Linked DNA regions of Homo sapiens: region 1 is linked to region 2. Evidence: chromatin loops called from intact Hi-C (ENCODE). Cell type or tissue: Caco-2. All regions are shown on one strand. Links, peaks and the distances in the headings refer to the core of each region. The heading gives the core; the rest is flanking DNA. Region 1 holds the start of MIR297 (microRNA 297). Region 2 has its middle 67 kb from the start of MIR297.

What was found. Hi-C counts contacts between places; a loop is a spot of excess contacts. Peaks named below come from ENCODE experiments on the same cell type or tissue, not always from the same donor. Only the 100,000 strongest peaks of a DNase experiment are listed, where the experiment ranks them.
Region 1: a loop joins it to region 2, with 4 times the contacts of the local background. A loop is called at or near these places in 1 of 110 quality-filtered maps.

The regions. Positions count from the first base shown.
Region 1 is chr4:110,846,383-110,862,395 of GRCh38, forward strand. MIR297 (microRNA 297) reads right to left here and starts at 14,265; the gene lies at 14,200-14,265. In Caco-2, for the core only: no CTCF peak of the experiment used is centred there; a DNase peak (open chromatin) is centred at 4,899; H3K4me3 peaks cover 749 bases.
Region 2 is chr4:110,919,293-110,935,305 of GRCh38, forward strand. No RefSeq gene overlaps it. Among named protein-coding and RNA genes, the nearest start is that of MIR297, 67 kb to the left of the region's middle. In Caco-2, for the core only: no CTCF peak of the experiment used is centred there; a DNase peak (open chromatin) is centred at 7,919.

The DNA of each region.
Region 1 (16,013 bases), core at 4,231-12,230, 72 kb before region 2:
ACACATCTTTCAATTAGATAAGAAATCCAAGTGCAAAACCCATCACTCAAGGAAAGCATATGAGTTTGTAACACTCCCGAGAGGTTTTTTGGTCCATAAACCAATAAATGGATTACACTTACAGGGTAAAATTCTTCTCTCAGGTCTCATGTGAAGCTCCTATTGACTTACCTGTGAGGCAGCTCACAGGGGATGTGAGATATTTTAGGCTGCAAGGAAAGAAGTGGTCATTTTTTCATATAATCAATTTCAGGGCTCCGATATTGATTGTTATAAAGAATATTTTGTTAGGAGACCAGCTATTACATGTTTAAATACAGATTTATTTGGTTATAAATTCTACAGACAATAGGAATTTTAGCAAGGAAAAGTGAGTGTACCTTTCTAATATAAAGGACACAAATTTATGTGTTTTTGTAAGTAGAAATGAAATCATTGGTATGCGGTTTATGGTGTAGCAGTAATTGCAGCATACATTTAATGTGAGGCAATAGATAGTATATGTATTTTTTCACCTCAGAGTTTCTGGAATTTCATGAAAAAATAAAGTGAAAGTTTCTTGCACTAAACGTTGCAGTTTATATTTTACCTAAATTGTATTATTACAATAAAAATCACCAATGGAAAAAATGTGATTAATATAGATTCCAGTTAACATAATTTTTGAGAGCAGCTATAAAGTGGTTTATAAACTCTGTATTATATTTTGTATTAAAATTCAGTTATAATTTTAGAGAGTCACTGTTTTATAGAGAGATTTAGGAATCATAGAGATCTCTGCTTCTCAGAATTACCATTGTGTTTTTTGAATGAGTTTCACAATTTCAAAGCAATTTACAAATGTGTGGAATTGTTGCCGAATGACAATTTACATTTGATTGTCACCCAACTATTTCTTACAAGTGTTGGAGACCTAACACCACCAGAGAGATGCCAATCCCCAACTCATAGTCTGAGTTTAAACTATGGTTTCTAATTCAAGATTTTGTCGAGACAAATAAGAACATTTATGGCATTAAAAGAATATTTCAAATTTTGTAAAACTTTACATTTTTGAGTATATTTGCAGGGTCTTTTGGGGACTTGAAAAGCTCATCTTCTGGGTGGTAACTATTTAGGTAAGCATAAATGGCACTTTAAAAATTATACCTGAGGGTATTTAATGTATTAGTACTATGTATATCCTATGTACTATATGACAATTTAAAAATCCTTGTCCCTTGGATGTGAAAGATTTAATATATAAAGCCAAATATGATCTTCCAGCCTGTTTTTTCTGCCACCCACTGAAGTTGGCAGGCGCTGTGTGGCTGTTGTTAATAGATAAGTTCAGAGAATTCGGTTGGACTTCACAGTTTCATTGGCTGACTTTATCCTTCTTGAGCCTGTCTTTATTCTTGCAAAACTCAGTGAATTATCTTTGTCATCTGCTTCTTTAATATAAAAATGATTTTATTGTCACTAAGGATGTTTTGAGACTGATGGCATGATGAACATTGGCCATCTATAGAGAGGTGAGCACTCACACGAACATCCCTGGACACACACCACGGTGGCATAAGGTCTTGTTGTCTCATTCTTTCCAGGCCCTAGACATTTGCTCCACTCCACTCATGCTAATAAAGCTGAGGAGCTCTGGACTTTCTTTTCTGTCCACATCCCCCTCTGCTGCCTTATCTCTTGTGACTCCCATTTGGACTTCTATGAGATGTCCAGCTGATGGTTCTGTGGCTCTTCAGAAGCAGAACACAGGAGTCAGTCACTATTTACTACCCTAGGCTTGCTTTCTCCAATGTCATTTGGTTCCCTTTTCTTAGTATCAGAGAAGTACTGGAGCACATTGAGAGCAAAACTGCTTGGAAAGGAGAGAAAGCAATGTGTATATATATACACACACAACACACACACACAAACACATACAGACATACCTTTGGTTAATTTAACCTGGTTGAATGCCACTAAACTTCTTGTAATGTTAAATTTAAAATGTCAAACTTTTCTTCTTCTTCCTTGAAAAAACAAACCAGGAAAAGATATTCTTGTAATAATATGTTTTGGATGTTAACTGGTATCCTTTTAAATTATGAGAAGCTAAGTGCTATGAATTTCATTGTGTTGTAAAGAGTATCAAGTTTAGGCTTGTGTTAAAAAATTGAGTTTTAAAATGATCTTAATATATGGAGAAACCAGATAATTTTAGTTTTATAGTTTTAGGCTCAAGGAAATATGTATTTTTAAAGAAAAACCTCGTCTTCCATTTAAATTTATGTCATAAGTACTAGCCAAGTGCTACAACACAGCTAACTGTGTCACAGTAACCCTTCATAAGCCAGATTCATTCAGTTTCTTGTTTAATCACACAGGGACTTAATGGTGAAATCAGGGCTGGGATCCTGATTTTGTGATCCTCAGTCCTGCATTCCTTCTATCCCAGCTTGAGACAAATTCAAGTGTGGCTAAAAGCCTAGAAATCATCCCCAGGGGCCTGGCACCAAATATTTTATTTTTTAGTAAAATTATTTAACCAGTGTAAACCATAACTATATATAAGAAGGGTTCCAGATAGCTAGCTGAGTCACTACAGTACAAAGAAATGACAGGCCAAGAAGACTAAGGTGTTGAATAAACATGTATTGAAGGAGGCAGGAGTGCCCAGCCGTTCTGGCCACTTGTTTTACAGTCACACAGGCTTTGTTTCAGGTCCTAGTTTGCTACTTACAAATTTTGGGACTTGGGCAGGTTATGTAATTTCTCCTAAATTTCAGTTTTTTTCATTTATAAAATAGTAATGACAGTATCTATCTCACTGATTAGTAGGGAAGATTGTATGAGACAATGCTTAGAACTGTGCCTGGCTGTAGTCAACACAATATATGTTGTTGATATTGTTTTAAATTATTATTCTTGTTATTGTTGTATCAATTTGCAATTATGCAGAAACAGGAAATAAATGACACACATAGCTGTATACTAGAAAGCCTTCCTATTAGATATATGTCAGAATTCACGTGCTAAAACTTACACAGTAATAGTTAAGAATATTCATTTTATTTTAATTGAAACTAACATTTAGATAGCATTTACTATGTGCTAGGCATTATTTTTAACCACTTTAAAAATATTATCTTCACAAGCCTAGGAAGTAGGTGCCATTATTTTCTTCATTTCAAGATGAGTAAATTGAGGAAGAGAGATGCTGGTAGGTGAGGTCACTTAGCTGGGAGGCGAAGGAGCCAGAATTCAAAACCAGACAATGTGGTTCGAGTGTCTGTGCGCCTAACCACCACCCTCCCTGCCCCTGTGGAAGGCTTGACTCGCAGTGTGGCATGGCTATGCTTATTTGTGGGCACATGACATTCCAAAACAAGAGGAACTTGGATTTAAAAGCCAACGTAGAAATAGAACCCTAATTACATAAATATCTTTGAAGCACTAGCGTAAACAATCTGCTATTTCAAAAGAAAAATAGAACAGTTGAAAAATTGTGTCTATTGAGAGAGTATAAAATAAATCATTAGACAAAGGAGATTAGAAGTAGTATGTATATGAACATGGTGTATATTATCTGTGTATAAATATTTACAAACTTTTCCTATTTCTTGGCTCCACTCTTGTGTATATGTGTATTTGCAACATCACATGAAAATGTAAGAGGATTTAACATCAGGCAAAAATAGCTTTTGAATGTTTTTACCTTTGGTCTCTTGTATGATTTTAACAAATGCCTAATTTCCATATGCAATTGTTATAGCAATGTGACAATGCAGAACTTTTTCTAAGCTAAAATAAGGGCAAGTATGATGAATACAGAAATGTGTATTTTTGCAGGGATCCTCACATCTAATTAATATGCCACATCTCAGTTGTGTTCTATTTTAATTGTTGCCCATCATGGCTTGGAAATAAAATGTTATTGAGAATGATAATAATGTTCACATTAGTGAAATAATGTGGTTAGACATCCTTTTATATCTTTAAAATTCTTATTTGATATTCCCAGAGTAGAGATCTTTCTCTATCTGAATTAGTAGTTTGTTACTTTATATTATAGTTTGGACTATGTATACATAGCTTAGTTTAAAAAATGAAATCTTTATTATTTAATGAAGTACTGAAAGTTTTCACTGAAGTTTTCCTTGCTAAATATAGCTAGCAATATAGCACTCAGACATATAAGATGGGTAATTGTGCAAATAAATTGTTCCCTTTTTTATTTGTTTGCTGCTAGTAATGAGTAACTGACAGTTCTAGCTAAGAGCTCAACTTTATTGCAGGTCATCCAGTAGCTGTTTACAAAAGTCAATAGTTAGGTTGTAAGAAATAGAAAAAAATGTCAATCTCTGTCAAATGAAGACAGATAGTAATCGTTGTTCACATTTCAAAGTATTTATCACTGCTTACTATCATTTTTCTCTCCGAGCAAATGAATCATTTTAAATAGAAGCAAACTGATCCTCCTATTAGCAAGTCTAAATCAGTAGAACAACATCTATTTTCAGAATCTTTGTAGCTATAAAGGGACCTTTACAGTTTGCAACACTTTGACCCGTCCCAAAATGACAGCATTCTGTTACAAATAGATATTAGGGACTTGGTGCCAGCGTCTCTATTGTGGAACCTTTGGGTTGGGAAAGCCGACAGCTGGGAGGAGTTCAGTGTTTTGAAGGTTATGATCACAGCAATTTCATAAGTGCTTTATTTCAGTTCTCTTCTGGCTGCAGAAGGGACAGGTGCGGTCTGGTTCTGATTTCACTGGTCTTAATTTCTTATCTGACCTGGTAGTCAATCAAGGGCATGAGAGAGGGGGAATGAGGGAGAGGTGGATGCGTGGGAGAGAAGAGCTGGGGACTCTAAGCTGCAGGGGGAGGGGTGCATGCATCTGCGAGGCACTGTGTGTGTCTGTGTGTGTCTGTGTGTGTGTGTGCGTGTGTGTGTGTAGTGCTAAGCATCTGACTTTTCTCATCGAGGAACTGGCAGCTCTGCCTGTCATTCCGCACTTCTGTGTATACGAATGCTGCCCTGTGCAAAATGGATTTCTGAGTGTTAACCATCATGTTCTTCTTTTCCAAAGGGTCTTCTGTAGGATTTCATTTGCAGAGCACAGAGGGCAATATCTAGGGTAATTCCAGGGCTTAGTGGCTGTGATCTTTTGTCAACTCTCCTTGTGAGAGAAATTAAACTTGGTATGGGCACCCACCATTGCAGCAAGTGCAACGCCATTCCTGGCCAATGGGCGGGAAATCATAAACCTGACGAGTATTTATGAGAGGGAAAAATGAGATGTCATAATATGACAAGAATATATTCATTAAATCTTTCAATTTCTCAGAAACAGAGAATTCCCACTTCAGTAAAAGGCTTTGAGCAGATTTATCAAGTCTGACATTCTTACTTTTATGAGATTTGAGTCTCTATGCTAAAATGAGATATATTTAAAAGGAGGACAGCCTTTCCAAAGGAGGAAAACTCCTAAAAAGGTGGAGATAATATAACACTAGCCATTGTTCCTTTGATGGAATACTAGATAATGCCTACAATATGCACCGAAAAAATCAGAGCACAAACATGAGTACCAAAATAAATTATGCCTTTCAAAGTATAGAAGGATATACTAACTTATTTCATGGTTTCTTTAATAGTAGCCTCTTATAATTGTCAAGCACTTTCATTTTATTTCAATACAATCAAACAATAACAGCATGCATTTAAGGTATTTGCCAGAAATATAGCTTTCATAATTGCAGTGTGTCTATAGACTGATTTTACTAGGATGACTGAAGCGGTCTATGCTGGGAAATAAGCACATGGGGCTACACCCATCAATATCACCCCATATATATTTTTTTATCTGTGAGACCTGCACAGGTATATTATGACAGGTACCACTCTGCTCATGATAGGTTTTCGTGAAATATTTTTAGGTTATTTGTGCTGATCTCAGAATTGCCTAAATCTACTTGTCTCATTTTTAGTGGACTGGAAAACTGGACTTTTCTCAGTTTGAATATTTTAGAATCAAACCTAGATTTGGACATCTGCCAGTGTGGAAAGCACATTGGAGCTGCTTTCGAAGCCGTCTTGTTACACCCCTGACCTTGGAGACACAGACTCTTGAGTCTCAGGTTATAACCATGACTGTGATCTGATTGGTATTCATGTTGAGATGCTGTGTGTTCTCTAAGAAGGCTGTGCATATCTTTAGGAAAGTGTAAGTGGTTGGTATGCCTGAGGGAGGGAGACAAATTTGTGGCTTTTAATCTAGATTCGGATCAAAGGGGGGAACTTCAGTGGGCAAAATTTAGCATTAATTCCATATTCTGGATCACTCATAATATCCTCCTAATGTTTGGTGATTAGGGTTATTACAGTATGCCGAGCCCTAAGAGTACATCTTAGAATGGAAATACCTATAATTAATATTGTGTATAATATTTAAAAGATGTTAACTATACTACACAAAATCTTGTTAATGTAACTTAAGTAGGGCTCTTTCTTTATAGCCTCAAAAGAGAAAATGTTACCCCTAAGAATGAGGACACAGAGATAGGGGCTATTTGCAGCCAGAATCCTCTAATGTAAATAAAACATAAACTTTTTATTATCTATAAAGTCAGGGGCTATTTGCAGCCAGAATACGCTAACGTAAACCAAAAAAGTGGTTACCTCAGATCACAATGAAAATGTCTATGATAAGAGGACAGAGTACAACAATAAAACACGCTTTCTTTAAAAAATTAATTTAGAAAAGTTTGTTTCATGTGCACACTTTTTTTTTAAAAAAAGTATAAGCTTCTGGTGAGCAATGGATAGAGTTTCTCTTTCTTTGGGAGTCAGCCCAGTGCATGGTAGACCCTCTGTACACGCGGCAGGGAACGTGTCTTCCTCTTCTTGGCATCCTTCTTACATGTGACAGCCATTAATACACATAGGAAGGGTTAAAGACATATTTCCTGCAGGGAGAGTTGTTTGACATGAAAGGGAAACCTTTATTTTAATATTAGGTTTATGCAAAATTAATTGTGGTTTTTGCTATTAAAAGTCATGGCAAAAACCGCAATTACTTTTGCACCAACCTAATAGTTGCCTATTCACCGTGAAATACTGCCAAATCTTTTTTTCACATTTCAATTTTACTTCATTTTTTAGTATTAATATTATTAAGGATTGCTTATAGGTCTCTATTCTAGACTAAAATCTTTCCTTTTATATAAAGGGCCAAGATCACATATTCAGTTTTATATTCCATCCCTAATTTTTTTTTGCACTGGCTTCTTTCATTTGCCACCTGTGTGACCTTAGACGAATTACTTAGCGTCTCTGTGCCTCAGGTTCTTTATCAGTAAAATAGAAATGATAATAATACACAGCAGGGTTCTGATGAGAATCATAGTTAATTTGGTGCTTATATATAGTGAGCACTCAATAAATATCAATTATAGTTTTATAGTAATATTAATGTCTTCATAATTGACTGGCACAGTAGCTGGCACCAAATGGGCATCTGTAACTTATTTTATATGTTTAAATGACATTAAGGCATGAATCACAGTAATCACTAATGAAAAGATATTTTTCTGTAACACAAAGAGACAATTTGCAGCTGCAAAATTATAGACATTTCACTTTTTTCCTACAGCCTGTTTCCTGCTTGTTGAAAATAGCAAAGGAGAATGTCTCTTTCATTTTTAAAGTGCTGTAATCTCTGTGGTAATAAAATAATAAAACACAATAGTATCTAATTTTATTCTAGCAAAAACATGCGAGATCTGGGTATAATAAAGTCCATTTATATTTAGTTATAGTTTACAAATATTATTGGTTCCCCATTGCCTACATTAAATTAGCATATACAATAAGTTAACTACATTCTGGTAGTCACTGTTACTAAAAACAAAACATTTTTTTTTCTGAACTAAAGTAGCCCCAAGTTATGTATGTGTAGGCAAGGCACAGTTAGGAAGAAGGAAGTAGTTTGTTTACCCTTAGCACTTTGTGGTAGTCCTGGCAGCTGTTCATGCCATGTGTCACCTTCTCTGGCGAGATGCAGCATCTGTCTCATTTAATTAGCAGGACAGTCTGTTACATATGTGGTTTGGAAAAATGAAAGATTTCCCAAGAGCTTTCTGTCTATGGTATTTTGGAATGTTGTTATTTGTGGATGGATCTGATAACTTGTCATTCTCTTTGTGTTCTCTGGCATGGTTCTCGTGTAGACAAAGAACTTTAATTCCATAGAATGTCTGAATACCACGGAACAACTCGACTCTGATAACATTCTGGCAGATAAAGACGATCAAGGGACACAGACCAACCTCCTGCTTTCCTAAATTAGCTGTACATTCCAAAGAAGCATGTTCTATGACCCCTTTCATGTAAAAAGTTTTCTATTTTATATTTGAATCTTCTTCATTTTTAGTTGCATTCCTCCCTGAGTATTTTCTGTTTGGTTGGTGTATTAGTCCGTTTACACGCTGCTGATAAAGACATACCAGAGACTGGATAATTTATAAAGAAAAAGTTTAATGTACTCACAGTTCCACGTGGCTGGGGAGGCCTCACAATCATGGCCAAAAGGCATGTCTTACATGGCAGCAGGCAAGAGAGAAAATGAGAGCCAAGCAAAAGGGGAAACCCCTTATAAAACCATCAGCTCTCATGAGACTTATTCACTACCACCAGAACAGTATGGGGGAAAACACCCCCATGATTCAATTACCTCCCACCAGATCCCTCCCACAACACATAGGAATGATGGGAGCTACAATTCAAGATGAGATTTGGGTGAGGACACAGCCAGAACATATCAGTTGGTATTTATTTTCTCTTAACATGTTTTATTAGGAACCTGTTATATGCTATATTGTCTCTCTAGCTATCATCCCTTTGTTTGGTGAAGCTGAGAAGCACGCTGAACTCTGGAAAATTTGGTGCCATAAAGTGAATATGGAAAAAAATCTAAAAATTCAAAGCAGCTTTCCAGAAAAATCATCTCTATACACGATACACTTTTTTTTTTTTTTTTTGACAGAGTCTCTCTCTGTCACCCAGTCTGTAGTACAGTGGTGTGATCTTGGCTCACTGCAACCTCCTCTTCCTGGGTTCTAGTTTCTTGTGCCTCAGCCTCCGAAATAGCTGGGATTACAGGCCAGTGCCACCACACCCAGCTAATTTTGAGATGGGGTTTCACTGTGTTGGCCAGGCTGGTCTTGAACTACTGTCCCCAAGTGATCCGCTTGCCTTGTCCTCCCAAAGTGCTGGGATTACAGACATGAGCCACTGCACCCAGCCTCTTTACATTTTTTGTTATGAAAAATTCAATCATAAACATGTAGACAGAATAGTATAACGAATCATCATATACCCATCACTGATCTCCAAGGGAGTTTCAACTCATAGCTAATTTTGTATCGTTTATTACTCTCTCTCTTACTAACATTATTCTGAAGCAATTTCAGACGTTTCATTTTATTTGTAAATACTTTAACAACTATCCCTGAAGATTTAAAAAACATAGCCACAATATCAATATCATACCTAAGATATTAGAAAATGTTAGCAGTAATATTACCTTAGTAGCATTAAATATAGGCATTGTTTACATTTCCAATTGTCTCATAAAAATCATAATTTTTTTTAGCAGTTTGTTTTTTGCATTGGCATCAAAAACTCTCCAGGCATCACAACTGGTTAATATGTCCATAAGACTCTTTTAATCAATAGACTTTCCCTTCTTTCTCTTTCTCTTTTTTCCCCCTGTAGTTTCTTTGTTCAAGAAACGACATATTTTTCCTACAGGGTTACCTACAGTCTGAACTTTGCTGATTATATCCTTGTTGTGTTTTTAAACATGTTCTTGTGTCCTATGCACTTTGAAAAATTGAAAGTTGAGTTGGATTCAGGTTATTTTTCTTGGCAATATCATTTCACTTGTTTTATATTCTGATTTATAAACATAGTGTGCCAATGTAGTTTCTTAAGTGGACCATTTAGGATGTTTTTAAAATGTTCAACTCCTTTTTATCTGATCAGTGGTTCTCCAAGCCTGGTCCCTGGACCAGACTCATAAGCATCACCTGGGAGCTCTTAGTGATGTAAATTCCTAGGCCCCACCCCAGATTAACTAAACCAGAAACTTTGGGAGTGGGGGCTAGCAATCTTTTAACAAGCTGTCCAGCTGATTCCAGTGCAAGTTATAATTTGAAAAATCACTATTATAGATCATTAGTAGTCATTGGCCATTTGTATTTTTCAAAATTCAAAACTTGTTGGTACTCACAAAGAAGAAATTGTGTAAATTAGTGTTTGCACGTTTAACATCTTGACAGATAAGTTCTGTCTTTTCTAACTCTTCTTCTAACCCAATGTATGGCCCCAGTTCTTGTGTCAGTCATCTCAGTAAAAGGAAGATGGGAAATCTAGTAAACAATTAGTATCATTAATTTGTCAGGATTCTGTTCTATTTGCTAGCACCCTATTTAATCTGACTGCTGGTGTTAACTATTCTGCTGCTCCATGTTACTATGCCATGACCTACTTATCATATAATTTCTTATTATTTTTGGAGCAAACCCAAGATCCTTACCCTGTACTTCAAAGACCTACACCTTTGTGCCTCATTTCCATCTGATGCTAACATGTAACAATTTAACCTTTTTGTTCTCCTTACCTTGTCTTGGCTTTCCTTTAGAAGAGTTCCCTTTTCATAAAAAGTTTTTATTATTGGAATACCTAAGCATTTATATTATATAATAATATCCTAGACCCTGTCTTTTGAAGAGTTTTCCTAGATTTAAACATACAATCTGAATATGGAACTCATTCTTGGCTTGTCTAGTATTTTTCAGCAGCCTCATACTCCTAGACATATATCGGTGGCATTGCATCCCTTTATGGGCAAGAGGCAGTAGTAGAGTGTAGGAGTTAAAAGCATGGACCCTGGGATTTGAATCTTCTGCCTGCTACTTACTATCTATTTGCATTAATTTCTTCATCTGCAGCATGAGGAAAATAATAGTATGAAACCCATCATGTTGTTGTGAGCATTAAATAAATTATTATATGTAATATGCTTTGAGGAAAGCCTAGCACATGGTTATCAATTATTCTCTTAATATTTTATTTGATCATATACATTTTGGTTTATGGGTTTCCATGACTATTGTTCACCCTAGGAAATTATTGTAGGTTAGGAATTATGCTAATAGGTTTCTATTAACATAATATTTAATTCAGTGCCACCTGCACTCAAGTGCTTTTTGAATTTAGTGCCATTCAAAATGCAAGCCCTTGAAATGAAATCTTAGAAAAAGGTGGGTGTAGGGGGGAGAATTTAATTCAGAGTAACGTACCCGACCTAAATAAAAACTTCTTAATCATGTATCAAAGGAAAAGAAAACCTTGTATCTAGCATTAATTATATTAATATAATACAATATAGTAGAGTTTTACTAGCCTCTCCCTTATGCACTGTGAAAACAGGTAGTTTGCAAAATGCACCTTTATTCTGCAGTAAGGCTGCTTTGGGTAACAGGGAATCAGTGACCTGTTCTATCATCACTTGCAAATCATAACAATTAATTGTGTTGAAAGGTCTCAAAGTCTAACTAGTAGTTAACAAAGAAAGCTTGAAAACTGAGACAAAGTGTTAATGGTCATGTGAAGGTAAATTTAACGGCCATATTGACAGTTACAATTATTACTTCTGGCAACAAGGTATTAGCAGGCTAAATACTGTAATGAGTTTCAGTACTTGCTTTTTACTACACTATGAGAAAAACTAATTATGAAATACATATAATTTATGATGTATATAATTTATTATTATTCATATGGCTCTGATATTGGTCAGTATTAAATTGCTTTGTCAAACATTAAAGCCAATAGACTAATGCTCAGTTTGGCACTATCATAATTTACAACTATTTAATACTATTAATTTTTTGTGGGGGGACAGGGTCTTGCTCTGCTGTCGAGGCTGGCGCAATCTTGGGTCACTGCAGCCTTGACCTCCCAGGCTCAACTGATCCTCCCACTTCAGCCTCCCAAGTAGCTGGGACCATACACGTGTGCCACCATGCCTGGCTAATTTTTGTATTTTTTTGTAGAAAGTGGGTCTCACTTTGTTGTCCAGCCCGATCTCCAACTCCTGGGCTCAAGCGATTCACCCACCTCAGCCTCCCAAAGTGTTGGGATTACAGGTGTGAGCCACAGCACCCGGCCTTTAATTCCTTTTTAATATTCAGATCAAATACTTTTCTTTCTTGTTTAAAAAATAAATTCAGATCAAATGTTGTTGTTGCTGTTATTTTCATATTCTGAATGTGTGGCACTCTTGACTCCTTGAATGCTGTGTGTGCATATAGGTAGATAATTTATGGAGCCGCTGAGGGGATTCCCTCTCATTCTTTCCTGACCCCAAGTCAGGAACTGACTTCCCATGTGGGAGATGAGATTTAGTACCCAGTACTTCAGTCGAAAGCCCATAGGCAGATGTTATGGCTCTATTTGCCTCCCAAAGTTTCCTTCAATGAAAGGACTCAAAGGGGGCACAAGTTAGTTTTCTTCTTAGTGGCCCAAAAAGGTGTGGCGAGGAAAAGAGTATTGCTGAAATATCTGCTTTGAAATTAAAGAAAATAAGACATTTCTTTAGATTAGCTTAGAATAATGAGATGTGAGAAGGAAAGTTTAAGGTATATAAAATGGGGCAATTTATAATTTGTCATAAAGTTGTTATAAGGATGGAATGTGTTATTATTATAAAGAGCTTAGAATAGTTCCTGGCAGAGAGTGATTTTTATTTAAGGGTTAGATATATAGTTAGTATAATCTTTTGGCTACTTTTATTATCAATTGATTATGAGATTGATCAGAAAAGACATTTGGAGATAGAGTGGGGCTGGCAAATGTGATCCCTTTTCCCCTTTTAGACTCTAATTTCTCTTTGCCCCTCTTCTTTTTAATCCTTCAATCTCTCTCTCAGACCTATGACTTGATGCCTGTAGACCCTAGGTAGTGAGATCTGTGTGCCTCTGAGGACTATGATGCAGCACTCCAACAGAAATAGCAGAATTCTGAATAAGTATTCAGTCAGCACGTTACTGTACTAAATGCTTTAGGCAACTGTTACACAATGGCAAGCATTTGTGTATCTAAACATTTCTAAACATATAAAAGGTAAAATATGGTATAAAAGACAAAAAATGGTAAACCTGTATAGGGCACTTACCATGCATGGAGCTTGTAGGACTGGAAGTTGCTCTGGGTGAATCAGTGAGTGAGTGGTGAGTGAAGGTGAAGGCCTAGGACATTACTGTCCACTACTGTGGATTTTATAAACACAGTGAACTAGGCTACACTAAATTAAAAAAAAATCTTCTTTCTTAAATAATAAATTAACTTTAGCTTACCATGGCTTTTTTACTTTATAAACTTGTATTTTTTTACTTTTTGACTCTTTCTGTAATAACATTTAGTTTAAAATATAAACACATTGTATCGCTGTACAAAAATGTTTTCTTTCTTTATATTCTTATTCTATAAGCTTTTTTCTATTTCAAAGATCATATATATATATATATATTTTACTTTTTCAACTTTCTTGTTAAAAACTAAGACAGAAACATACACATAGCCTAGGCCTACACAGGGTCAGGATCATCAGTATCACTGCCTTCCATCTCCACCTCTTGTCCCAGTAGAAGCTCTATTAAGAGTGGAAAACTGGAAATAGTAACACAAATGGAGCTGTAATCTGCTATAACAATGCCTTCTTCTGGATACCTCCTGAAGGACCTGCCTGAGGCTGTTTTATAGTTAACTTTTTTTTTATAAGTTGAGGCAGTATACCCTAAAATAGCAATAAAAGTTTACTATAGTAAATATATAAGCCAGTAACATATTCGTCATTATCAAGTGTTATGTATTGTGGATAATTGTATGTGCTGTAATATTATATGACTGGCAGCACTGTAGGTTTATTTACACCAACATCACCAAAAACGCATGAGTAATGCATTTGCTATTACATTATGATGGCTACGACGCCATTAGGTGATAGGAATTTTTCAGCTCCATTTTCTTCTTATGGGACAACTGTCACATTTGTGGTCTGTCGTTGACTGGAACTTTTTCGTGTGGTTCATGACTATATGATCAATGCAGAAGTTATACCATAGATTAAAAATAGAAATGAAATCTCCTTGATATATGAGTACATAATACATATATATGTATATACACATACATGCACATGCACACATACATACATATGTTCATAAAGTATGTAGAAAGAGATCTTGAGTTGGAAATAAGCCATCGTTCAGGCAGGTGGCCATGGGTTAAAGCTGTGAATTTACAAAATGGGGAAAAGGGAATCAGAGTAAAAAGCTATGCTATTACTCCATATTTAATTTTAATTGTGATGGGTATAGAAGCCCTTTGGCATGAAAGGGAAAATGGTATATATTTTAAATTTTCATGCCAATGATAAATATTTCACATGCATTAAAACCTGTAAAATATATTGTATTTACAGGAGCAAGTCACATTCTAGGGGGAAATTGCCTTTCCTGCAGTTGTATTTTTACATTACCCCAAATACCTGTGAGAACCAATTAGTCTCCACAACTTGCCATGTTCCTGTTAAGTGAACCTGGCACAGGAACATCCAGCTAATCCTTTGGCAGCCTTGTGTGAAGTACTTAGGAAGCCTGGTGTGTCCTTCCTCCAACCTTACAGCATGGGAGCCAACTCTGGCCACTGTTGGCCTGTTATTGTGCAGTGGTGAATTTCTGACACAAAATGAGTTGTGGAGATTACTGAGGAAGGAACGCAAAGTGATTATGTGGTCTCTCTTTTGGGCCTGATCTTTAGACCTTCAGAAAAATTGGCCTCAACCTTACAAAGATATGGACAAGGAAGCCATTCCAAACACGAAGTACTCCATTGTATAAAGTACAAAAATGAGTAATACCATCATTAAGAATAAAATATTCTCAAACAAGAGCCTACTGATTAAGAATGGAAAACTGGGCTGGGCGCAGTGGCTCATGCCTGTAATCCCAGCACTTTGGGAGTCTGAGGTGGGTGGACTGCTTGAGGTCAGGAGTTCAAGAGCAGCCTGATCAACATGGTGAACCCCCGTCTCCACTAAAAATACAAAAATTAGCTGGGCATGGTGGTGGGTGCCTGTAATCCCAGCTACTCTGGAGGCTGAGGCAGGAGAATCACTTAAACCCGGGAGGCAGAGGTTGCAGTGAGCCCCTATCGCACCATTGCACTCCAGGCTGGGCGACAGAGCAAGACTCTGTTTCAAAAAAAAAAAAAAAAAGGGAAAACTGGAAACAAACTGCCTGGCCTGAATCTTGGTTTCTCAGCTTACTAGCTGTGTGACTGGGCAAGTTATGTAACATCTCTGTTCCTTAGTTTCCTTATCTGGAAAATATACCTACCAGATGAGGTTGTTGTGGGATTAGACTAAGATAATGTTGGTCATGCATGTAAGCAGAGCCTGTCACTTACGTAAGTATCAACCAAAAACCTTTCCAAGCAAACAAACAAGGAAACAAAACTTCTGTACAAATCTTATTTTAAAAAGTTATAAAGTTATAGTTATTCTTAATTAATGGTTGAATGAGTAGAATTCAGATCTGTTATTATTTTTAAAGAATGTAGACTTGAAGTGTAGAAAAGGATTATTTTAAAATATAACTTTTCAGTTTTGGTGTTCTGTTTCACAGTAGAGTGACTACAGCAAATGCCAATGTATTGTATATTTCAAGACAGCTAGAAGAGAAGATTTTGAATGTTGCCACCACAAAGAAATGCTAAGTAGTTAAAGTGATAGCTATAATTACTCCAATTTGACCATTATACTATAGATACATGTATTGAAACATTATACCCAATAAATATGTACAGTTATTATATGCCATTATAAATAAAAATAAGTGAAGAGTTCAAAAAAAACCTTTTCAAAGCTTTGAAAATTTTTTCTGAAAGATCGAGTTGATCAT
Region 2 (16,013 bases), core at 3,547-11,546:
CTCTGAGTATGTTTTCTATCTTTCTAGTTATTGCAGTCAACATGTTTGCCAGTTGTTCTGCCACTGTATAATATAGCCTGTCTCCTTTTCCAGTTTCATGTTTCTTTTCTACTTTTCTAGTCTCCACTAAGAGTTTCCTCTTGCTTTTCTGTCTTCTCAATGCCACCCTGTCCTAGAGTCGTTGCCACATATTTTAGGCATTTTTTGATTTTTTTATGGCTGCACTTCATGTTCAGTGCAAATTTATGTATTAGTTATATTACTGGGTAAATTATTTCAAAGTTTAATGACTTAGGACAATAATCATTTATTTTATTTGCCAATAAAATGACTGGCAATAAAATTTATTTGCCAATAATCATTTTACCTAGCAACAAATGTTGGTAAATAAATTTACAAACAAATTTTCCTGGGCTCAGCTGGTCAGTTCTTCTGTTGGTTTTGCTGGAACCTGTCGTGTTGCTACAGTTGGATGGTGGGTGGGCTGGGACTGAATAATTTGAAATGGTCTCACTCACATGGTGTTACTGCTGCCTAGCTGCTGTGTTTCTCTGTTTCTACACAGTCTCTTATCCTCAAGGAGGTTAATCTAGGTTTCTTTATATGGTGGTGATGTTCAAAGAGAGTGAGAATAGAAAAACAATACAAGTTGAAGTGTAGGTTCAGAACTTATACAACATTATTTCTAAGGCATTCTATTGGCCAAAGCCAGTCAGAAGGTTAGCAGATTCAATGGGTAGGGAAGTAGGAAGCATCTTCCTTTCTCTCCTTTTGGAATCTGTCTGCAGAGAACACATTTTGCTTTCCTTCTCAATGCCTTAGGTCTTACAGCAGTAGTTCTTGCTTAGAGAGGCTTGTCATTGTCCAGTGCTGTCAGTGGGTAAGTAGGTTGCCTTGTTTAGGGGTTTAGGCTTATGAAGCCTATTTGTCTGCAAATGTATGTCACATTCTGTAATCTCAGCCTTATAAGCAATTACAGTTATATTTTGTCCTCTTGCCTGGAGTCTATAAGTTTTTTTTTTTAATAGTTCAGAATTCATGGAGACTACAGGGATATTATTTATTGGGCTATACATAAATTCAATGATTATACAAATAGTAAATGACCAAATAGTTCCTAAGGCTCAGTTTTCTTGACTGTACTACTTAGGTAAAATATGATTGATATGGTTTGGCTCTGCATCCCTACCCAAATCTTATGTCTCATTGTAATCCCCAAGTGTTGGAGGAGGGACTTGTTGGGAGGTGATAGGATTATGGGGGTGGATTTCCCCCTTGCTGTTCTTGTGATAGTGAGTGGGTTCTCACGAGATCTGGTGTTTTAAAAGTGTGTAGCACTTTCCCCTTTGCTCTCTCTCCTGCTCTGCCATGTGAAAATTGTGCCTGCTTCCCCTTCACCTTCCATCATGGTTATAAGTTTCCTGAGGCCTCCCCAGCTGTGCTACCTGTACAGCCTGTGGAACTGTGAGTCAATTAAACCTCTTTTCTCCATAAATTATCCAGTCTCGGGTATGTCTTTATAGCAGTGTGAGAATGTACTAATAGAATTATCCTGGATATATAAAAAAAATCTGACACTCTGATTCAAATCTAATACTCTATAGGATTCAGAAAGTATTTGGAAAATGGTAACAAAAAGTCCAAAATAATACATATTATGAATACAGCAGCTTTCTTGTGAATGAAATGTTTGGATAAAATGATAACAAAACATCTAATTATAGGTAATATTTGCTGTACATATACTGTAAATACTATACTTAGGGATATGCATGTGGATAAGAAAAATATGTAGGAACTTAGTTACTCTTAGTTGACAATATGAAGTGTGATAAAGGAGAGTAATAAGGTTGGTAAACCTCTAAGTGATGTCAGCGTTTCATGCGCTCCTTGTAGGATATTAGCCACAGACATTTGTGTTATTTATTGCTGTCATTATGCATTTTTTTCATCCATGGCAACCTCTCATAAACCATATTGTTAGTTCAGATGATGAAAGATACTATTTCAGATTTTGGTTTAAAGGATCTTAATGATATTTTTATTATATATTGGACCTGATACTGTTTCAGAACATGTCTTACAATTTCTATGCTTATTTAAGTTGCAATTAATACTCTTCTATATCCTCTTAACTGTAGATATATTCATAGTACTACTATAAACTACAGTATGAATACCTTTCTTTTAAACTTTGGTTTTCAAATAAATTATACCTTTAAGAATTAAAAAAAACAAAAAGTAACATCTTTTTTATCCTGTTACAAAGGTTTAAAGGCAGCAATGGACTATGTAACATGTGACTATATGTCTTTGTTTTTCCATGTATCTCATTTAGATATTAGGCCTCACAAGTCTAGCAGATTTAAAGCAAATCCACAGGACATGAGAGAGCATGAATGAAATAGTAATTATATCAGAGCAGCAATTCTGCTCCTTTCTTTTGTCATTGCTGTTGTTATAATGGTTTCTGCATCAAAAATCTTTAAAATAAAACAAGAACATGGCCAAACAAACCTTTCTAATATAGGAATTTTAAGCAATTGTATATTTACACACATAGACACAAAGGCACACACGCACACACTTGCTTGACAGTAGGTAAATATTTAAATTGTTTTGTTTGAGCTGTTCACTAGATCAGGGAAAATATTGTTCTTAAAGCCAAGGTCATGAGTTCAGATTCCAGGTGGGCAAGAAAGTTTTGTATGGAAAGGAACTTGGTTCCAAAGCCATGAATTGCCCCCTTAATCCTAGTCCATAACCTAGCATATGCATTATTTCCTCTCAAGTGGGCTGATGATTTTGTGCAAACCTATCATGAGGACTGGACTGACCACTCAGCAAAAACCTTAGAGTTGGTGAGCCACTAGCATTCCTTTTCCATGTAAGAAGCTTTGCATTTCAGATGATTTTTATTGCTTACTTTGCTGAACTAAGATTGAAGAAAAGCTCAAAAATAGTTTCTACTTTTGTAGATAGTCACTAAGGTGTTGGTTTGGGGAATTTATTCTGAGAGGAGAGTCTTCAAACCAAAGCATCTATAATAAAAAGGGCCACAGGGAGCCTTGAAAAAACAAAAGCTTTAATACTATCATCCGTTTTCATTCTAGAGAATCCTTTCCTTCCTTACATTTCTCATTTCATCTCCTCCATCTTCTAGAGAAAAATTATATTTGATCTTCAACATATAACTAGAAGCTTTTATAAAAATTCGTATAAACTTGAAGTTTCAAAACCAGAGAAAATCTTCCTTCAGGAATTAATGAAGTGGGTGAGAAATAGTTTAGTTTACTGCTTATGTATTCAGGGATGCAAATATTAAACAACAGTAAACTTTTAAGCCAAACCACATGTAAATCAATCAATATAAATAAAATTACTGGCTTCTGAATTTAGCTATTTTTAAGTTTCCCCAAGGCTGTTAAGATTAGATACACTAAACCAGCGAGTTCTTTAAGCATATTCCCTTAGCAAATGTCACATGACAAAGAGATTTCAGAAGGAAAGATATGTAAAAACTTCATTAGAGCATAAAATAATTTTAGGCTTGTGATTTTATAGATCCGAACATAAGTGGGTATATTTTCCATAAAAATCCTTTTTTTCTCGGTCAGAAAACTTTAAACAGGCAATCGTTCAAAGGTAAAAATTGGCACTTAAATTTTTGCTACTTTGAATGTTCATCAGATAAATTTCATCTTTTCAAGTTGATTTCAAATTGAGATTATGCCTTGAATGTCAAACTGAGGTTGACCATCAAGTTCAATGTTTGAGATTGTCCTTGATTCCCAGAAGGTTTAGTTGCCTTGGTTAATTCATTGTTCATGTGCAGCTTATGAAGCAGCACTGACTGAGAAGTGTCCACAGTAAACCTGAATGAGCCTAATCCAAGCGGGTCAGAACTCTGAACTAAATAATTCTTCAAAGATTGATGCCAAAATTTGTCCTAATGGTAAAAAAACAATTCTGAAAGCTTGAAGCCTTTCTCTCAAACATCTGAATGACATTAAATTTGCAAAGGGATTTCACTAGGGAGGGAATTGCTTTTTCATTTGTGTTCACTGCTAATCTACAAGAAAGCTTATTGACTTTGCATAAAACTTCATGGACAAGGGAAATTGAAAATAAATGTAATATCATTTTTTGGGGGGGGGGGCCTGATGACCACAACATTACTTTTAGAATTTTGGAAACCTGAAGCACATCAAGGTTAAATAAATTGCTCTCAGGTAACAATGAAGAAAGATAATAAATCAGCATAAGAACTCTTAAGATTTTGGCTTTAGTCATATGCTTGGGGCACTGATCTACAGTAGTCTCATGTAATTTATTCCTTTCTGTGTAATATTTTTGCAGTCATCATAAATTTTGTTTGATAATGTTTGACCCTGGAATTTTTATTTGTTGTAAATGAGAAATTTATATGAGCATGTTTGTAATTTAGAAAGACAGAGTTTTTTACAAGAGTTCTCTTCAAAAGGGGGCTAGGTGCACTGACAGTGATGAGAGCATATGTTAATCTTCAGGGTCATCTCCTCCTGGTGGCAAAATACTTCTCACGTGTAAAGAGTCTCAGTTGCTGTTTAGAACAAAATGAAATCAGACAGTCATACACAGAATTCTATATTTCTGAGCCTCTTGAAAATTGCATCAGTGACAACATATATTGGTCTGTCTTCAACAAAGTGAGGAGAATATAAATTTTAAGTGTGACATATGTTCATATTTTGCAAATAAATACTACATAGCAGCACTTGGGGCGGGGAGTGGGGGAAGCGGCTGGGGGAGGGCGACAGAGGTGATAAGAGATGTATCTGGTGATTAGCCCCAGATGCTCATGTTAAGTGCTGAGTACATCTCAGGAGAATGCAGCTTTAATTACATGATCTCTATTTCTTTAATAGTTATATTTATGCCATGTGGGTGAAAAAATATTTATTTTGATATATAGGGAATCTAGGGTCAAGAGAAGTTAAATGATTTGTAAAGGTATGTGGTAGTTTAAATTTAGATGTGAGATCTGCTAAATATAACAGGAGTTCCTTAAATCCATAAATGCCATTTTAATGTTTTAATGCTCGCTATTTTGACAAATGGATTATGCATATAGAAAATATAGATGCCTGAACGTGCAATTATTTGTTAAAGGTCCTATTTCCAGGAGTAATTGAATAAATAATTTAATCACTGAAAGATAGAAATCAGACAGTTTACATTTTTTGGCAGTTACCAGTGGTTAACTCCAAATTCTATTGAAAAGTTCCTAAATCATCTCTAAAAATAAAGCCTATTTAAATGTCATGTTTCTTATTTATTTTTTCAAAAAGTAGTGGTATAAGCAAAAACTGTTTTATTTAAGCCCCAATTTTCATTATCAATTGACCTGTGTTACTGATCATTTATCCTGAATGTTGTCAACAAACAGACCAAAACCAAACAAGAAGTACTTTTATTCTGCAAGTGAACATAATGTAATAGCTGTAGGAGCTTACTGGAAAGAACTAGAAGTTTTAGAGTCTAGATCTGGTTCTTGTACTGACTTGACATCCTTTCTTGGATGTTTCAAAGACACCTCAAAATCGACATGTGTGAGACTGAGCTCATGATCTTCTCTCAGACCTGGTCATCTTTCAGTGTTTCCTATCTCAGTCAATGGTGCTAGCATCCACCCAGTCTGCAGCTCAGAAATCTAAAAGTCATCCTTTATACCTCCATCTTCTTAACCTTCCTATTTGATCTATCACATGATCCTGTAAATTTTATGCCTGTAATATCTCAATCTGCCAGTTTCTCTCCATCTCTGCTGCCTCCGCCCTAGTCCAGAATGCCATTGTCTCTTGCCTGTACTGATGACCTCTAATCAGTCTGGGAGTGATCACTCTGACTTCTTCCAGTGTGAACACTACAGCAGAGCAACCTAGTCAAACTATAAATCGAATCGGATCACCTCTCTGCATAAAATTGTTTACTTATCTTCAGATAAATGGGGCTTGGGGAGGAAACTTAATCAGAACTGCAAGGCACCACATGGTCTGTCTGCTACTCATGCTTCCAGCCTCACATTTCCCATTTTCTTCCCTTTATTATAGCCAAATGAAATCACCCCTCTTTTGGTCACTCCTACTTCCCAGCACCACAGGGCCTTTGCATAGGCTTTCTCCCTGCCTGGGACTCTCTTCTCTTTCTTCTTTGCCTGGTTAACTCCACTCATCTTTGAGGTCTCAGCTTGCACCAGTTCCTCAGGGAAATTGTCCCTAACATCACTAAGTAAAATCTCCCACTTAGGGGCTTGCATTGCCCTCTTTGTAGCTCTTGTCTTGATAGCGTTCTTACACATGTTGGTGTGGTTAGTTACTGTAGTAACAGCAGTCACTGTCCACCTCCCACATCTCACTATAGGCCATAAATTTTATAAAATCAGAAACAGAATCTGTTTCTTTATCAGCATGTTTCTAGCACTGAGTGCCAGTCTGAGTGACTAATAGTTTTTTGATACATGTTTATTGCAAGAATGAATGAGTGAGTAAATTATCTACCTATGTCTTTGTGTAAGCTACCAACTACTTTTCCCATGGTGTTCTCATCTTTAAAATGGAGAAAGATTTAATATTTTTAAAGGTCTTTGCTAGTTTTCCTCTCATACCATCCAAAATGTGTCTAATTTTAAATTAAGTATATGAAATTGGTTTGGAAAATTTGTTCAGTGCTGACTCATGTCAATCCGTATCTACTGAGTGGAGAGATTGCCCAGGCTGGTCTCGAATGCCTGAGTTCAATCAGTCCTCCCCATTTGGCATCTCAAAGTGCTGGGATTATAGGTGCGAGCCACCATGCCTGGCCAATTCCCAATTCTTTATTGTATACTTGATTGTTTTAAGTATTTACATATAAATATTTTATACTTATATAAATATAGTTAAATAAAAGTAGGAAAACCAGGGAAGAACTGTGATCTTTTACTTTACTTTGCCTGGTAAGGAGTAAATGGCAGAGAAAGAAAGTTTTAACCTCCATAAAGCAATGTGCTTATGACCCCCCAATACCACACACACACAGAGGCACACACAGAGCTAATGGGTGTCGTCTAGCTATCTGCTTGACTGAATCAGTGAACTAATGGAGGTTCTGTGATCTGAACTCAGGATTCCTGACACCCAGTCATTTGCACTCTTGCTCTTCCTTTCATCGGATTAAAATCTCTGCACATCTTTCGTGTTTGTGGGTAACAAGTGAAATTTGTTATTAAGTTAAACTTAAATATTATTGAATCAACATTTAAAAGTTTGCAGTCTATAAGGAAATTAAGGCAGAAGAAAAAAAATAGAAAAATCTGGATTTAATTTCCCTAACCCATAGTGGATTTCACTAAGAAAATAGACCTTAATGTAAACAACTTCTGTATTTGTAACGTTTTCTTTTAAAATAATGATTCTGTAAATAACTTATTGTCCTAAAATGCACAAACTGGATTCCTGAGGTCTCTGTCATGGGAGCCTTGTCTCAGGCTCAGCCAAATATAAAGTTCTCCAAACTTTCGGTATTCTTTTGCTCACAACAGCTTTTCAAAAGGTAGATGACTAGGAAATGCACTTTCATTCTCCTCTTAGTGCTTGAACATTGGTTTGACTTTAATAGGCTGGGATGATTTCAGCTTATAAATCTTCAACTGGAGGATAAAGTTCAAGTAGATAAAATCAAACAGATGTTGGTGGGAGGATTTCTTCATGACCCATAAAAGTGCTATCATCAAAGCTGAGAATCATTTGTTTTGAATTATTACACTGTTATCAAAAGGACTGTAGCAGTCTGTTTGTTGAGGAATTGGATCTGTTTATCTGAAAACAGAACAAAGATGCCATGCTAAGGCGTTCCTGGGAAAGTGTGTTTCAGATGATGGCTGACATGCTGGGGTAGCTCTGAGACACTTTGATTGACATTTGTCAGCAAACATGGTAGTCGGGACATGTCATTCTTCAAGTGATATGGAATAACCCTGTGTTAACCAGAACTTGGCCAAAGGCACGGTGGAGGGTGGTGGTAGGGAAACCCTACAGGTAAAATAAGGAAGCTCATTTCTGAGTGAACACAATTAGCTGTTAGTGGGGGAGAATAGTTTATTTTTTAAGCATGATGAATGGCTGGTAAATGACACTGAAATGCTCACCATTCTAGGAACACTTGTCCTGGAACTGGCTTCAGCACACAGACCATCTCCATGGTACTCAAGTAGGAATGATTCACATTCATGTACACAGTAGGCAGGCTCATGCTTTATAACACAACTGTCCCAAATGTGTTTGTCTTTGTATTAATTTGGTTTATAGAACCAGGTATGTTTCAGTGTTGGATGTACTTTAAGGACAATGCAGAAATGCAAAATATTAAAATATAACATGAATAAATGACTATCTTAAACCAGTAGGTAATCATGTTTCTATCAGATGAAAACTGCGTACCTGGAGTTGCCAGAGTTCCCTTTTGGAAACTGATACATTAAGAACACCTCCATTTAGCAATCAAAGTTGCCAAACATACTGAATTATACTAGTGTTATAAACTAGTCTGAGGGATTTCCTACTTCACTAATATCTCCTCCCTTAGACTCTGAAGATCCTGTCTAATCTCGTGTCCTTCTATGTACCTAACTTTGCACTCAGCACTTACAATGTGTTCTGTAAGGGTTCTTATTGTAAGAACCTGTAAAGATGATCAATTTCAAGTGATTTGTCTTCCTCCTCAACAATTGACTGTCCATGATTCCCCTCCCTATAGTTCTTACATTTTTTATTTTTTGCTTTAAGAGCCATTTTGAAACTCTGATAAATGCTATAATCATTTTCCAGAGAATACAATTGTATTTAAAATTTTGCATGCACTCACAGGGCATTCAAAGATCTGCCCAAGTCATTTTTGGTAGTTCTCCCCACTCTCCCAAGAGAAGAGCCTCTAATAAATCCTTTAAGACCAACAGAAGCCCTATTTTTTTTTTTTTCCTGAAGCTAAACTACTGCATTGCATAGGCTGTCCTACATAGCATTTAACAAAGAGGGCCTTGGAATTTAAAAGCCTAGGGTCTAGCTCTGTTCTCTGCTAGCTCTGCAATTCTAGGACCCAGCCTTTTTGGGAAGTCTAAGAGACTTAGATTCCCACACAATAATAATGGGAGACTTTAACACCCCACTGTCAACATTAGACAGATCAACGAGACGGAAAGTTAACAAGGATACCCAGGAATTGAACTCAGCTCTGCACCAAGGAAACTGAGCTTTCATTTGATTTAAAAAGTTTATGATTCATGTCTTGTTCTTATTGTCCAAACTAGATTGTAAGCTCTCTGTGGGAAACAGCTTGTCTTATCAGCTTTCTCTATATGTTGTAGGTTATCTAACATAATACTAGCTTTAATAAATTAATCAGGAAACAGTGATTATATATTAATAAGAAATAAAGCAAACAGCATAATACCTGTTTTTTTTCTATAACCTGAAATTTCTTTTTGCCTAATACTTAAGCAAAGAAATTTCAATTTAAGTTAAAAATCAGGTGCATTCCATTTAAAAAATTTTCTTATACTTTACTCCTTTTCTCTAAAAGTTAAGGATACATTGTCTACAATATTGCATTAATGAAGAATCTTGGTTTTTATTCCTAGAAAGCATTTTTCTTTTTCTTTTTTAGGAATGTGTATAGAAATTATTTGAGTGAATATATGATGATACTACGTGAATGTCATTTCACATTTTCCTCTCCATAAATCCTTCTGAAATATAATTTAATTGAAAACATGCCATGTTTTTCCAATATAATTTTTTCAAAACACTAAGAAAAGCAAATACTATGAATGGGAAAGTGTGGCATGTGGGGACCACTGCTAGAATGGAAATACAATCACTTAAATTTTTTCTCAAAAGAATGCTTAGTGCATCTAACACTCCATGAAGGGACGTATTTAAACAGACAATGGTGATGTCCTCTGATATCTGGTTGGGTGGTGGTGAGAATGTGGTGGTAACATTTCTAGTAGATATTCTAACATTCTGGGGACTTTCACAGTGAATGTTACTATGCTTAATGTTTCCCATACCATTAGGGAGTGTTCAAAGGTTTTTCTTTCTCTTCCCCTCTTCTTCTCCCAAAGAAATTACTAAAGGAAAAGGAGCTCTGATAAAAGTCAGGCTCAATGAGTCACCTTAGTGACAGAGGAATTCTGTAGTAAAAATAAGAAGATTTAAACAGAATTGATTAAATTGAGAGAAAGGCTTGACTTTCTTCCCTTTTTGTTCTCTCTTTGATGGCCAATATGTGGGATTTCACCTCTACTTTCCATAGGGCTGGTGTGTTAGATGCGTCCTGTGGGTGTTTCTCTTCCATCCATGTTTCCATTAATTTCCCCTCCAACACACACACACACACGCGCGCGCGCGCGTGTACACTCAGGGTTATGTGAAGCGCAAATAAAGAAGAATGTGAAGTGAGAAACTTAGCCAGGGTTTTGCTGGGTTTTTCTTCCTTGTTTATTTCCTACTCATTTCCCTACATGGCCAAGATTAGGGTGTTTCCAGAATGAAGGCAGCAAAGGAGCAGATTTTGGAAGCCTCAAGCTCAAAGAATTAATGTTTCTCTGGCCACATTTTGTCAGAACCAAGTTCTCCTTCATTGGAAGTTGGAGTAAAACCCAACTAGTTGAAAATAAAAAAGATAAAGAAAGAAAAGAAAGAAAGCAAGAAAGAGAAAGAGAGATAAAGAACTCCCCTCGCAAAAAGGAAGAAAGGAAAAGAAAAGAAAAGAAAAGATTATCCACTTATCTGTGGTGTTGCCCACACGCATATCTGAAAATCTAAAAAGTTGGTTGGTGGTAACAGGTCAAAGACTTGCAAATGATTTTTCGAATCTCTTATCCTCTTTGAACATCGTTAACATTTAACTGGGAAACAGCAACAACAACAAACTTTAAGAGCTTTGGTCATATATAGGCCAAAGCTTGTTCTGTTTGGCCTACATAGTGGGTTTTTGTTTTGATTTTTAAAATTTGCCATTTAAACTTAGAAAATGTTATATAAAAATTTTAATGTCAGAATTCTTTTAAAATTGGAAATTGTAACAAATATGGGTCCAAGTTCTCACCGGGTATCATTATCTGGAGCTTATTAGCAACTTACCTTTTGGACAAGGAATGCATTGTCTGGTCTGGAACAATTCTTATCATTCCGAGTGCTTATAACCTAGCATTGCACCTATTCTGGTTACTTGCCCAGTCACTGCAGCATTTGAACATGCAAACAATTTTTTAAAATGTTTTCAGGTAAAGTCTGACAATTTTTGTTGAATAGAAATGAATTAGATTTCCTACAGTTCTTCAGTCAGAAAAGTTCTATAACAAAAATCATTATCTACCCTACTATAAGCCTTCACTTCATGAAGACATTATGTCATCAAGTAACCATATTTTTCTAGACAAAATAAGATTCTTTATCTGGAATAATTATTTCTTAGAGTTTTAATAATTTCACTGCTTTTCAGACTATCTTCAAAATCTACTGAACTCCAAATCTGTAAGGTTTTTCAACCATATGAATATGAACATTTCTGTTTATGTTAACAAAAGGATTGGAAAAAGAGTATGTCTTAGAGCCAGTGAATATTAAAGGACTTCTTAGTATCCACTGGCTCTAACATGCCTCTGAGTGGTGTTAAGTTTTTTATATAAAGCTTTTGGTTGTTTTATATTTGACTAAAATGCATAGCCATTTTGGCTCTTTGGAGTCTTTCTGCATTCATCCATCTATCTATTTACCTACTTCCCTACATAGGGCCACAGCTAACAATGGAAATAATTAATTTTAATAGATTGGGAAGCCAGGTTCATTCTTTCACTTATCCCTTAAAAATATTTATTGATGGAGCCTTTATATCAGACACTGTGTTGAGTACTAAAGGAATAACTAAGCATGAGTTATAGTTTTAGATTTCAAGATTCAACGTTTTATAGACAAGGAGAAAATTGTAGTTATATAGTTTATGTAAGGTTTGAAACTAATCGTAGTATATCAAGGATTTGAAGATCCTTATTTTTTTCCAATATGCTGCATCCCTTTCTAAGCATCAAGTAATTTCATATAATCAGCCATAAATAAGAATGAATTATAAGATGTAACTGAAACATTATTTTTGATTTCTCTCTCTGTCCCATTTCCTGGATCTGATCTCTAACAGATTTCATGACTTTTCTGGTCAGTCTTAAGTAAAAGAAAGTACAGCAGTCATGTTAAGTCACAAGCAAAACTTCAAATCAAAAGGTAGAATGCCAGGATGAATATATGAATCAACATCCTCTCCCTCTCTTTTCTCCCCCTTTCTCTGCGCTTTGTTCCTCTCTCTACTCTTCAGCAGGCAGCTCTCTGTAATCTGCAATCCTGCTTATGGATGCTTTTGTGTGTTTCATGAGGTCTTTTCTTCTGGGCCTCCTGAATTGTTCTCTATTTGCCATTCTGAATAATCCTGGTTTTTCTGACAGTTCCCTCCACAGAACATCCTTCTTTTGGAGTCCCATCAGCCTTCCAGGAAGACCTTTTATGCAAAAGTCATCACCTGAGAGGGCCTGCACCCACCCAGCAAGAATCCCTGTGCCCTTGGAGGCATGGTATTCAATAGCAAATAGAAAACACCATGACAAATTGAAAGGGAACAACCATGGAAGAAAGAAAAGCATTTTATATTTCTGTACCTTTAATGGCATTTTTTTCTGTTTTCTGAAAAAAGGGTCTGTATTTTCGTATTTCCTGGGTCCTACAAATTAAGCTGCCTACTTTGTATTGAAACTAGACAGGGTGGCCAGGGTAGAAGCTGTGATACCATTAGTAGGCTACCATATTAAGTCAAACCCAGGATAGTGGTGCCTTGACCAAGGTGGGAGCAGTGGCATTGGTGAGAATGGGTTTATCTCTGCATATATTTTGAAGACTTGCCTGCCCGCTTTCTTTGCTTTCCCTCCCTCCTTCCCTCCCTCCCTCCCTCCCTCCCTTCCTTCCTTCCTTCCTTCCTTCCTTCCTTCCTTCCTTCCTTCCTTCTTTCTTTCTTCCTTCCTTCCTCTCTCTCTCTTCTCTTTCTTTCTTTCTTTCTTTCTTTCTTTCTTTCTTTCTTTCTTTCTTTCTTTTCTTTCTTTCTTTCTTTCTTTCTTTCCTTCTCTCTCTCTTTCTTTCTCTTTCTTCTCTTTCTCTTATATATATGGCAAGTCAGATACTTCTTAATTGAAACAGATTTTTAAAAAAAGCTTCGGATAAACTGTATAGAGCAGGCATAGCCAATTTAAATATAAAAATACTCCCTGAAATGCTTTTCTGCTAAATCACACTAGAAAGCATGCTTAGTAGGTGCTCCTTATTCAGTAAAATCACTGACTTCATGTGTGACTGTGGTTGGTAGTGGCATTTCTTTCTGATAGATGGCAAGTTCGTATAAAATACGTAAGTAGGTTGAACGCACATGTGCATAATTTTCTCAAGTGCGATATAAAACTCTCATAAACTAAATGTTATGTGTCCATTAAAAAAACTAGATCCATCATAAAGAAGCCCTAAAATATTTATGGATTTTAAAATAGCTTATTACTTGATTGGAAAGGGACCAGATTGCAACCATCTTATTGCAATTCTAATAATCATTAAGTCTTTTGGAAAGCCAGAATGAAATACGTTGGGTTTCTCTTTCTTATTCCCAATAAGTCACAATCCATCCCAAACCTGTGTGGGGCATTGGCTTTGTTGCTCCTCACCTGGATGCTTCCCAAGGGAATCTTCTTCTGAGGCAGCTATTCAGTTATTACTATCAAGAGATAACTGCTGTTGAAGAAGAGGGAACGTGCTGAAGAGGTGGTGAAACGAAGCAGGGGTTAAGCAGAGTCTGACCCCAAGTAAAGTAATTGTGTACCTGTATTTTGGCTGGATCAAGAATTACAGCCACAGTAATTAGTGGTGCATTTTCGTATTATGACGTGCCAGGCCTGTGACTTTCTTTCTTTCCTTTTCTTTCTTTCGTTTTTTTTTTTTCTTCCTTGAGACTTGTCCTAAGGAGAAAGCCGGGGGGAAAAATGAAGTGAGAATTAGATTAAAGCTGCCTTGCACTGCCGAATGCTGAGCCTACATGAGCTACCAGATCAAGGGCCAGCACTGGAAAAGCTTTACTAGAGTTGCTAAAAGTAAGCATAGCATCAGAATTTTGTCCTTCTCCAATGTTATCTGCTTTTAGCAAGGGTCACTGGTGGGGGTGGGCCTCCCTGAAAAATCAAGGATAAAGAATAAATAACTGTAAGCCTTAGTGGCTCAAACAAATTATTTTCCAGTTGGCAGACAGAGTGCTAAGTGGGAGGCAGTGAGTTTGAACCTGAGCGTCTTGATTGGTATCAGTGCCTGCCATTCTCTGTGTCTGAAAAAGCTTCCAGCTAAGAAACACATAATCAAGTTCGAGTAACACTCCTTTAGCACATAGAAAGGCACATAGGAAAGACATTCAAGCAGTGAAAGAAAAAAGAACCACGTAGTTGTTCAACTTTGTGTGTGTTTTTGATGTGGGAATTAACACGTATCTCGGGTGACATTGTTACTTTATATATGGAAGAAATATTTTATACAATTCAGTTATTGAATCATGAGTTTCTTCTCATTAGTGGTAGAGAATTTGATATATCTTTTGTTTAAGTTGGCAAATTCTAGACAGTCAATCTTAAAAAAGATTTTTTTCTTTTTTACTAGAATTCCTTTTACTACACTTGTCATGCTAATATTTCAACTGTCATATTGAAGTGCTCCATGTCCTATTGGTGACATTATATATTCAAAGCAATGATTAGACTTAAACATATGAAATTTGAGGACAGAAAAGAACAGTTTCCAGTTGAATTTTGATTTGCTGAATGGCAACTGATATAAACAAAATATCCTCTCCTTGGCTGTTGGCAGCCACAGTTCACCTGTCAAGAAAGTGCTTATGACCATTTCTCATTTTCTAGTGGGAGTGCTGAAAATTTACAACCTCTTTGGGAATTTCACTTTTCTTTGTGAAGCTGTAAGGGGAGCCATTATAAGTACTTTTAATTATAATCTATTTTGAGTGTTGAAAGTTCTTTTCCAGCACATACCATTAGAGGTACTGAAAAATATCTTTGGTCACTCTACAAAACGGTAAGCAGTTTTTCTGGGATTTTATTTAGCAATCCCCACCCCCCTCACCCCATAAACCTGAGGTACTTACAATTTAATAACATCAATAACTGTTCATATCATTTACTTATTGAGAACTTCATGCTGGGCTCTGTTCTAGGTACTTTACTTGTATTAAAGTTATTTACTTCTTTCCACTGCTCTGTGAGGAAAACAAAATCATCTCCATTCTGAAGCACAGGAAGGTTACAAAATTGGTTGCAAGTCACACAGCTGGTATGTGGCAGTATAGACATGGAACCCAGATTCCAAGTAGTCATTAGGCAAAATGTAGTTATGTATGTAATTCTAAATGATTAATTTCTTTACTTCATGGAGTTTAAAAATTTTGAAAAACCAGTATAATAGTAAATGCTATATTTACAAATAGTAATGACTCTTCAGTTCCTCTACAACTCTGTGGAGAATAATATAACTTATCAAGATTAATTTGGATTTTAAACCAGTATTATCTTTAACATACTAATGAATGAGAACATTAGTTGCCTATAAATGTTGACATCGTGGTGTTCAAGGTGATAACTAAAAATTAAGGGAGTGCCAGCCGGGTGCAGTGGCTCATGCCTGTAATCCCAGCACTTTGGGAGGCCAAGGAGGGCGGATCATGAGGTCAGGAGTTCAAGACCAGCCTGACCAATATGTGAAACTCCATCTCTACTAAAAATAAAAATAAAAAATTTAGCCAGGCATGGTGGTTTGTGTCTGTAGCCCCAGCTACTCAGGATGCTGAGGCAGGAGAATCGCTTGAACCCAGGAGGCGGAGGTTGCAGCAAGCCAATATCGTGCCACTGCACT